Regions from separate parts of the Homo sapiens genome. Here region 1 is linked to region 2. The links are chromatin loops, found by intact Hi-C in ENCODE. Cell type or tissue: CD14-positive monocyte. All regions are shown on one strand. Region 1 overlaps PAK1 (p21 (RAC1) activated kinase 1). Region 2 overlaps PAK1 (p21 (RAC1) activated kinase 1).

Region 1 (5,000 bases), 42 kb after region 2:
CACTCTAAAATGATGGTAAAGCTATAAAAGAGGTATGAACCTCAACAATAAAGAGAATGGGTGAGGGGACATCAGACGGTAAGAGATTTCAAAAACTGTTTAGAATAATAGTGAATAGGGGAGCTGTGACAAAAAGAAAAAAAAAAAACAAAAAAGGAGAGCAAAAGAAGCTGTAATCTAGAGCCTTGCATAGTCCCTGAGCAGCAAAGATGTGTGGTCCCTGTACAACAGGATCCCTTCACCTGGAAAGAATCACTGGATTAAAACACATAAAGACATAGGAAGTATAAATCATTTACCCAAAACCACACAGAGATAAGAAGAGCTAGATCCTATTTTTGTTACCTTTCTATAACACATCCGCTATTAGCCAACTTAAAAGAATATAGGATGAATCAGCAGCCCATGCCACAAAACAAGGAGGCAGAGGTGTTTCCCAGGGTCTACATTTTGGCCTTCTTTACCAACTCCAAAAAGGTCCTTTGTGTTTGGGCTCTCCCTGGTGAGAACCTGTTCAAATAGTTGGGATAAGAATCCCATTATTCCCATTGTCTGATTCTATAGCTCTGAAAGGTAGGTTACCAGCACCTAACAAAAATAGGACAAAACTTGGAGGCGAAAGATTTCATAAGCACTAACACTGTTTCAAGTCAAAGCTGAGCTCATCTATCTTGCCCGTGGTAGTGTGAGAGAAGCAGCTTTTCATCCCTTTTTAGAACAGAACATGTCCAAAGGTAGGTGTTGTTATATCTGCTAACAAGATGAAACAGATTCTTTTTTTTTTTTTCAGGGGAAGTCTCGCGCTCAGGCTGGAGTGCAGTGGCACGATCTCAGCTCACTGCAACCTCCACCTCCCGGGTTCAAGCGATTCTCCTGCCTCAGCCTCCCAAGTAGCTGGGATTACAGGCGCCCACCACCACGCCCAGCTAATTTTTGTATTTTTAGTAGAGACGGGGGTTTCATCATGTTGGCCGGACTGGTCTCAAACTCCTGATCTCAGGTGATCCGCCCACCTCAGCCTCCCAAAGTGCTGGGATTACAGGCGTGAGCCACCATGCCCAGCCAAAATAGATTCATTTTAAAATGCCAAATTACAGAATTGCCTACAGTTGCAATTAAGGCATTAATAACTCTAGGGCTATTTCTTAATACACAATTATGAGAGTACCACAGCTATTTGCTCCTCATTCCACCACACTCCCATTTGAACTCTAGTCCATCACTGCATTAAACACATCTACATACTCAATTTGTGTGTTTTTGATGTGCACAGAAAGAATACTGAATTAGGAGTCAGAAGAATAGTTCCAAACACAACTCAAGCTTTGGAATCAGCAAGCTTGGGTTTGAATCCCAATTCTGTCTGAGTTACCAGCTGTGAGATCAGAAATTAATCATTTAATCTCTCTGGACCTCAATTACCTCATATGTAAAATGGGAGACTCATATGGGAAAAAATGGAAAAATATGTCAGAGACCTGTTGTGAGGATTGGGAATATTTATTAGGCAACTTGCACAGCAGTAAGTTACTCAATGCGTGGTACTTTCCTCTTTTATTGACCACCTGGTATTTGCTACGTATTTCTAACCTTGGAAGGGTTGTTTTGAAGAAGTGTTTAAGGAGAGGTAGAATATACAAATTACATTAATTACAATACAGTACAACACAAAATATAACACAGTACAAATATAATATAAGAAATGATGTCATAGCCATTACAACAGAGTAACACATAAACACTGAAGGAAGAAATACTAATTCTGCCTGGCACAGGAGGACAATGTCAGAGAAGGCATCAGAGACAGATATTTGAACTTGGTCTTGAAGGTTGTTGAGTGTAAGGACAGCAAGCAAAGGAAAACATGTTAAACAAACAAAATGCTATGAGACCCAAGTTAAGGGAACATGAGAAAGAATGTTTGGCTTATTTCAGCAATAGTGTGAAAACTTACAAAGAAGTGATAGGTTATACAGAACCAGAAATAAGATTAGCATGAGGAAGGGACTACCCATGGGAAGTTTTTTGTGGAAAGCAAAGTGGTATAATAGGCAAAAAGAGGTAGTCATTTGAGAAACTCTTGAAACTATTTAGCTGGAGAAGAACAGTAATAAAATCACTATTGTGATTATAAAGAATTGTCATGTGGAGGAAAGGTTGAATTCATTTTGTCTGACCCAAGGGACAGATTTAAGAAGGTGGATAGAAATTAAAAAATGATATTATACAAAAATGGCTAAGGAATATTAATGATATACAGGGTGAGTGTTTGAAATTTAAAAGAAAATGTCCCTCCTGTACGTTTTGAAATTAACCCAGAAAGCTCGAAAGAGAAACTCCTTCAATCTTAGCCTGGGCTAAGAACCCCAGGCTTTCTCTTCCTCTTTGGGGACAAGACTTGACTTGATGGGCCTTTGGTGCAACCAGGTTTGAGGAAGGTGCTTCCACCACTTCCTGAGGCCTTACACAATTCAATTCAACCTCAAAAGGGAACACTAGCCCACACAGAAACAGCTTAAAAAGAAAACTAAAGAAGGCAACGACTTTAAAGGAAACTAGGCAGTGCGCTTAAAGAGAAAAGGGCAATGGGAACAACATGAACATCAGAGGCATCAACTATCTGTTCTCATGTTAATGAAGGAAGGAAGAGCAGCAAGACCATTCAGTTCAACATCTCACTGTACACATAGAGAAACTGAAGCCCAGAAAGGGGATAGGGCAGGTAAAGCCAGGCATGAAAACAACTTAACATAAAACGTTAGAGTTCAGGCAGACTCTTTTATCATCTCACTTTTCCTCAAAATAACACAGTGAAGGAGGTGTTATTTTCCCAATGAGACACGAAGATCTTTAAAGCATTACAATGTTTGTGTTAGTTTTCCTTATGGGTTGCTGGAATGAATAATGCTTTCCTTTTCAATCCTATAGGTAAAAAAAAAAAAAAAAAAAAAATCACCCTAAGGACTGGAGCTTCTCCAGGGAAATAATGTGGACTAGGAAACAGTTTCTCAATACCCTCACCCCAATTCCCCTATTCTATCTAGGACTTTCCAATGTATTACATATTCAATTTTTTAAAAATTCTGTTTTAGCCCCTGTGCTGAGAACAGGGAGCAAAAATTCAATCAGACATGCATCTTCAAGGAGCTTCCCATTCTGAAAGCATAGACAAGCATGACAATCAATGATTATCTTTTAGTCATGAAGACTTGGTTTCAAATCCTGGGTCTGCCCTTTACTAGCTAAGGCAAGTCATTTCCTTTCATCTAAACTTCAGACTCCTTTTCTGCGAAATTGAAGGCAATACCCTCAGTCTAACTCAAAGTATTAACTTGTGAGTATTTGGAAAGATAATTATTTAAAGCACCCAGCAGAATGTCTGATCCACAGTATATATGCTCAGAAGGTATTTACTGAATTAATGGCTTACATAAAAGTATCAATTCTAGGGGTAGAGTTGGGAAGAAAGAACATCCCAGCATTATGTTTTCTCATAACCCTGGACCCACTGAGAGAATGATGTTTACCTGATCATGTGGGTTTCATGCTCCCCAACTCTTGTGCATTAAAGCCACAAATACCACCCCAGCATTAAAAACCCGAAAGAACCTGGCAGGTCCCACACAATGACTAGGGATGAAGGAAATAGCTGTCTGGCCTGACCATATTTGCAAAGGGAAGTAGGCAGCAGAGCAAGGCCTAAAAAACCCAAGACCTGAAATCCTGCAAATCCTTATGATTAAAGACTAGAAAATCCTTGTTAAATACAAATATCTCTGCAAGGTGAAGCTGGGGTGAAGAATTAGGAGCCATTAGGGATTTATGGAACTCTATGGGCCACAGAAGTTCTCCACTTTAGATAGATATTATTTCAAAAAAATACATTGGCATATCTACTGTGGGTCAGGTGTTGAAACAGCAGAGGACTTAGACATGGTTCCAGTTTTTGAGACACTTAGAATAACAGAGACAGAGATCACAATGAAAAATGGTTTCACCACTAAGGTCCTGACATACTGCTATTCAGTGGGCTGCAACTGCCTGCAGAAGTGACCCAAGTTTCCCAGTTACCAAGTTTCCTCCTCCTCTTTTTCAATCCATTTACCACAAAACCTGCCATCTCTAGAGGCCCTTCTCTGGGCAGAAGAGCTTGCCTATGTGCCACAGGAGTTTAGAATGGAAATCTGACTAACAGCAAAGCTCATACCTTACACCACCTATAGCCTCTGGAATCAAACTCCACAAAACACTTTAAAACCACAGAACAAGAAGTTCTGATGTATTTATTTTAAGACTTTAGGGAAACCATTTGAGAAGACAGAACTAAGTCTTCTGAGAATATCTCAAACATTTACTGACTACCTATTATGTTCCAGCCACCACTTTGATTCTTTATAATGGGGTTCAAGACATGCTACCCCAAAATATGACATCTTAGCATATGAGAAAACAGCAGACGCAAGAAAGTATTCTCACTCTCAGCTTCCCCTCACCCTTCTCCCCTGAAGCAGGTAATCAGATCCTCATTCAAGAGGTACCCTCCTTATTCCCAGAGGAAAGCCTCATTTTTCTCTGAAGACACAGGGACATACAGAAAAATCTGAACAAACCAGCCTTGCTAAGTTCCCTCCAACCCTGATCCTATTACCATTACATCATACCGCCTTTGTCCAATCATATTTCTCCAAGACTACCCACTTCTTCCATCAAACCTAAACATAAAAATACACAAGTTTGCCTGTTTCTTTGCATCCTCATTTCCTTATGAAGGCTCCTATGTCATGTAAAACTTGTATTAAATATATTTGCTTGCTTTTCTCTCGTTAATGTCTTTTGTTTTTTTTTGTTTTTTTTTTGAGACGGCGTCTTGCTCTGTCGCCCAGGCTGGAGTGCAGTGGCACGATTTCTGCTCACTGCAAGCTCCGCCTCCTGGGTTCATGCCATTCTCCTGCCTCAGCCTCCCGAGTAGCTGGGACTACAGGCGCCACCACCACGCCCGG
Region 2 (5,000 bases):
TCAAGTCCACGTGTATGTGTGAATATGAGGGGGAGGCGCATGCATGGGGCATGGTACATAAAAGAAGATAATCAAGACAGGCTTCTCTGAGAAACAGTTACTTAAGACCTCATTTAAATGAGACAGCAAATCATAGTAATATCTGGAAAAGCATTTTAAGCGAAGGAGTAATAAGTACAAATGTCTTAGATGAGAATACACTGGGCATGTAGGACAGCAAAAAGACTGGCAAGACTAAAGTTGAGTAAACAAAGAGAAATATGGTAAGCGACTGGGATCAGAGATGTAACCAGAGGTCAGACAGTGTGGAACTTTATAGGCCACAATAAATTTGGCTTTTCAGCAAGTGTGGAAAGACACTGAAGGGTTTTGAGCACTGATCTGATTTATGTTTTTAAACAGACCACTCTAGCAGCAGAGGAGAACAGGCTGCAGGGGAACAATGCAGAAGTGGAGAGACCATTAGGGAGTTATTGCAATAATCCAGGTGAAAACTAATGGTGGCTTAGATGATTGGCAATAGGGGGAGAGAAGTAATTCAAAGGCAGATACATTTTGAAGGTAGAGTCAAATGAGTTAAAGATTAGATACAGCATGTGATTAAAAAAAAAAAGAAAAATTAAGATGGTATCTAAATTTCTGGACTGATCTGAGAAATACTGGGTGAATGTAAACAAGTTTTGGCATCTCCTATTCAAAGACAGACAGACAGACAGACAGACACACACACACACACACACACACACACACACACACACACCCTTCCCTTGACACCCACATCCTCCTCCAAATACCACTTATTTCTCTGCTCCCCTTCATAGCAAAACTTCTCAGAACTGTCTACTTAAACTATCTCCACTTCCTCCCCTTCTGTCTGCCAACTAACAATCTACCATTTCATCAAAAGCAGTCTTGTCAAGATTATCAATTATCCCCATCTTGCCAAATCAAATCCTTATTTTTCTGTCCTCACGTTACTCAGTATCTTGGCAGCATTAAACGCAATTGACCTCTCTTCTCTTTCAAATACTCTACTTTCCTGTCTTCTAGGGAAGTACACTCACTTGGCTTTCCTTCCATCTTTCTGTCTACTCCTACCTCGTTTGCAGAATCCTCCTTCTCCAGCTATCATCCACACATCCAAGGCTTGGGACCTTCCTTGCTCGGAACCTTCCTTACTGATACACTACACTTTTCCCAAGATTATTTCCTCCATTCTCATGGCTTTACATATTATTAATACGTTGATAATGCCCAAGTTTTGATCTCTAGACCAAACAGCTTTCTTCAGCCTAAAAACCATCTATTAGACAACTCCACCTGCGTTTCTCATCAGTACCTCAAATCTAACAAGACCAAACGGAACTCTTGGTTTTCACAGCATCATCATGAGTTGTAATTATATTTGTTTACTTATTATATATCTCCCTCAATAAGTGATAAGCTTTGTAAAGGAGCAACGATATGCTTTTGTAAGTCTGCTGTGCTTACCAAAGTATACTCAGCAACTAAATAGGACTTGGCAAGAGTAAGCACTCAAAGCCAGGTGCAGTGGCTCATGCCTGTAATCCCAGCACTTTGGGGAGGCTGAGGTGGGTGGATCACTAGAGCTCAGGAGTTTGAGATCTGCCTGGGCAATGTGGTGAAACCCTGTCTCTACAAAAAATACAAAAGCTAGCCAGGTGTGGTGGCAGGCACCGGTAGTCCCAGCTACTCAAGAGGCTGAGGTGGGAGGATTGCTTGAGCCAAAAGGTCAAGACTGCAGTGAGTGAGCTGAGATTGCTCCACTACACTCCAGGCTGGGCAACAGACAGAGATACGATTTCAAAGGAAAAAAAAGAGTAGACACCCAGTATCAACACCAAGATTTACTAGACCCTGTCCCTGCCCTCAAAAATCTCACAGACTAATGGGAAAGGCAGATACATTAACCACAATAACAATACAATATGGTAACTGGCACTATTGATTGGTGAGAGGAAAGACATAGGTGCTGCATGAATCCAGAAGAGGGGCCCTTAACAGCCTAGGAGTCAGGGGACTTGTAGAATAAGTATAGCTATTACGTGCCTACTATATAATTATTATTATTTTTTTATATGATTATTTTTAAGCTTTATAATAACCCTTCAAAGTAGGTATGAATATCTTCCATTTTTATACATGAAGCTTAAAAAGATTAAAAATCAGGTAACAGTAAGTGGTAGAACCAGGATTTGAACTGAAGTCAATCTACTTTTAAGTCCCCCTTCCCCTTTTTGTGTTACATCATAAGAAGTCACTAAAAGTATCTTTTATAATTGCCACCTACTATCTGTTCGACCTTAAATAAAGCACATACTTCGTGGTTTTTGTTTGACCATGGAACTAAATTACCAGTCCTAAAGCCCTATCTACCCCACTCCTTTTCCTTTACTCACGGAGGATTGAGGTTCAATCCTCTCCTATTAGTCTGTGAGTTTTTCGAGGGCAGAGAAAGGGTCTAGTAAATCTTGGTGTCTATACTGAGTGCCTATTCTTGCCTGTCAGTGGCAACCCTAGGCTTTCAGGCTATAGCATCTGAGCAATTTTTCACGGCTTGAAAATGCACTCGGGAACAACCACAATGATATCTATATAGCACTTTACAAAGCATTTTCACGCATTCATTATTTCATCTGATCCTCACCAACCCTATGAGGTGTTAAATCCCTATTCTATAGAGGCCAGTGGAAGCGAAAATGCCTAGCCTAGCTGCATCTGGTCTCTGGACTCTGCAACCCGCCAGAAATTGAATTTAAGTAAATGGAACAGGGAGGAAAGGAAGGAAGAGATCAAATGACTCAGAGAGGGAGCTCAGCATATAGTCACCCAAGTGGCCTCGAGCCAGAAGTTAACAGGGACGAAGTCTGTTTCCCTTCCAAGGTAATGAGTGTTTGTTTGGCTATGGCACAGTGACCTGCCACATGGGATTGTTCTTTTTTTCATGTCAGCAGTACCTAGAGTCTAGCCCCAAAAGTAGGCAGAAAAGAGGATATAGGAAAACTCTTTGTACACTGTATGTATACACAAACTCAGGAGATAACAGGGTATAAGAGAATAGATATCACCTTCAGAGAAGACTTAAGTTTAGGTCCTAGCTCTGCCACTGTCTTGCTAAATCAAAAGTGCCCTCTTCTGCATTATCACAGCCCCTTGTGCTTCCTTCTACAATACTTACCACATGAGCGTCCACATTCCTTGATCTGCATTTGAGAGCAACAACTGAGGCCAGTTTCAATTTTTGTATCGCCACCAACCTAGTACCATAATTAGCATAGAGTAGATGGTTCAGAAATATTTGATAATGGATGGATGCAATATTCAAAGCTCTGTGAATATTGTACATACATATATACACACACACATATATACATACACACACATACACACGATCGTACGTACCATTGCACTCTAGCCTGAGCAAAACAGCAAGATCCTGTCTCAAGAAAAGAAAAAGAAAAAGACAGGCAATAATAGATGCTGGCAAGGATGGGGAGAAAGAGGAACCCTCATGTTGTTGACAAAAATGTAAATTAGTAGAGCCACTATGGAGAAATACACACACACACACACACACACACACACACACACACACTCCACATTCTGACAGTGAGTGCCAATAAAACAGTAATCTTGTCGTTCTCATCTCTGCTTTCCCTCTAACTCCCCCACTTTAAGGACAGTGCTCACAAAAATTCCGTTGATTAACGAAGTGGAGACAACCCACAAAATGGGAGAAAATATTTGTAAGCTATCCATCTGACAAAGGATTAATAACGAGAATATATAAGGCGCTCAAACAACTTAATAGCAAAAAAAACAAGTAATCCAATTTAAAAACTGGCAAAGATCTGAACGGACATTTTTCGTAACAAGAGATACAAATAACCAACAGGTACATGAAAAAAATGCTCAACATCACTAACATCAGAGAAATACAAATCAAAACCATAATGTGATATCATCTCACTCCAGTTAAAATGGCTTGTATCAAAAAGACAGGCAAAGGCTGGGCACGATGGCTCATGCCTGTAATCCCAACACTTTGGGAGGGCAAGGCAGGCAGATCACTTGAGCCCAGGAGTTCACAACCACTCTGGGCAACATAAGGAGACCACACTTCTAAAAAAAAAAAATTTTTTTTTTATTAGCCAGGCATGCTGACATGTGCCTGCAGTCCCAACTACTTCAGAGGTTGAGGTAGGAGACTGCTTGAGCCTAGGAGGTTGAAGCTGCAGTAGGCCATGATCGTACCATTGCACTCCAGCCTGGGCAACAGAGCAAGACCCTGTCTCAAGAAAAGAAAAAGAAAAAGACAGGCAATAACAGATGCTGGCAAGGATGGGGAGAAAGAGGAACCCTCATATGCTGTTGGTGAAAATGTAAATTAGTAGAGCCACTATGGAGAATAGCATGGAGGTTCCTCAGAAACTAAACATAGAACTATCATGATTCAGCAATTCCATTACTGAGTATATATCTAAAAGAAAGCAAATCAATATATGAAAGATATCACACTCCCATGAATCCTGTAGCACTATTCATAATAGCCAAAATGAAAATGTGTATATACACAATATATATTTGTGTATATATGTATATATACACACAACGGAATATTATTCAGCCATAAAAAAGAATAAAATCCTGTCATTTGCAGCAACATGGATGACACTGGATACCATTTTTTCAGGTAAAAAAAAAGCCAGGTACAGGAAGACAAATATCACATGTTCTCACTCATATGTAGGAGGTAAAAAAAGTAGATCTCATGATGATACAGAGTAGACTGGTGGTTACCAAAGGCCAGGAAAGGGAGTGAGGAGGATGAAGGGGGAAAAAAAGATATAAATGTACTTACTGAAACTGAACTGTACACTTAAACATGATAAACATGGTAAATTCTTTCAAAATTTTTAACTAAAAAAAAATTTGCTGAGTAGAAATCAGTTCAAAAAGCCAGTCATCAAAGGGGAAGA

Evidence for each region. Peaks named below come from ENCODE experiments on the same cell type or tissue, not always from the same donor. Only the 100,000 strongest peaks of a DNase experiment are listed, where the experiment ranks them.
Region 1: a loop joins it to region 2, with 2.1 times the contacts of the local background. A loop is called at or near these places in 4 of 110 quality-filtered maps.

Annotation. Positions count from the first base shown.
Region 1 is chr11:77,446,762-77,451,761 of GRCh38, forward strand. The region is part of intron 1 of PAK1 (p21 (RAC1) activated kinase 1); the gene reads right to left. Among named protein-coding and RNA genes, the nearest start is that of PAK1, 25 kb to the right of the region's middle. RefSeq lists enhancers at 1,954-2,724, 2,304-2,733. In CD14-positive monocyte, no CTCF peak of the experiment used is centred here; DNase peaks (open chromatin) are centred at 400, 1,520 and 2,420; H3K4me3 peaks cover 1,282 bases; H3K27ac peaks cover 2,882 bases.
Region 2 is chr11:77,404,955-77,409,954 of GRCh38, forward strand. All of the region lies in intron 1 of PAK1 (p21 (RAC1) activated kinase 1), which reads right to left. Among named protein-coding and RNA genes, the nearest start is that of PAK1, 67 kb to the right of the region's middle. In CD14-positive monocyte, no CTCF peak of the experiment used is centred here; DNase peaks (open chromatin) are centred at 2,857 and 4,417; H3K4me3 peaks cover 2,509 bases; H3K27ac peaks cover 4,478 bases.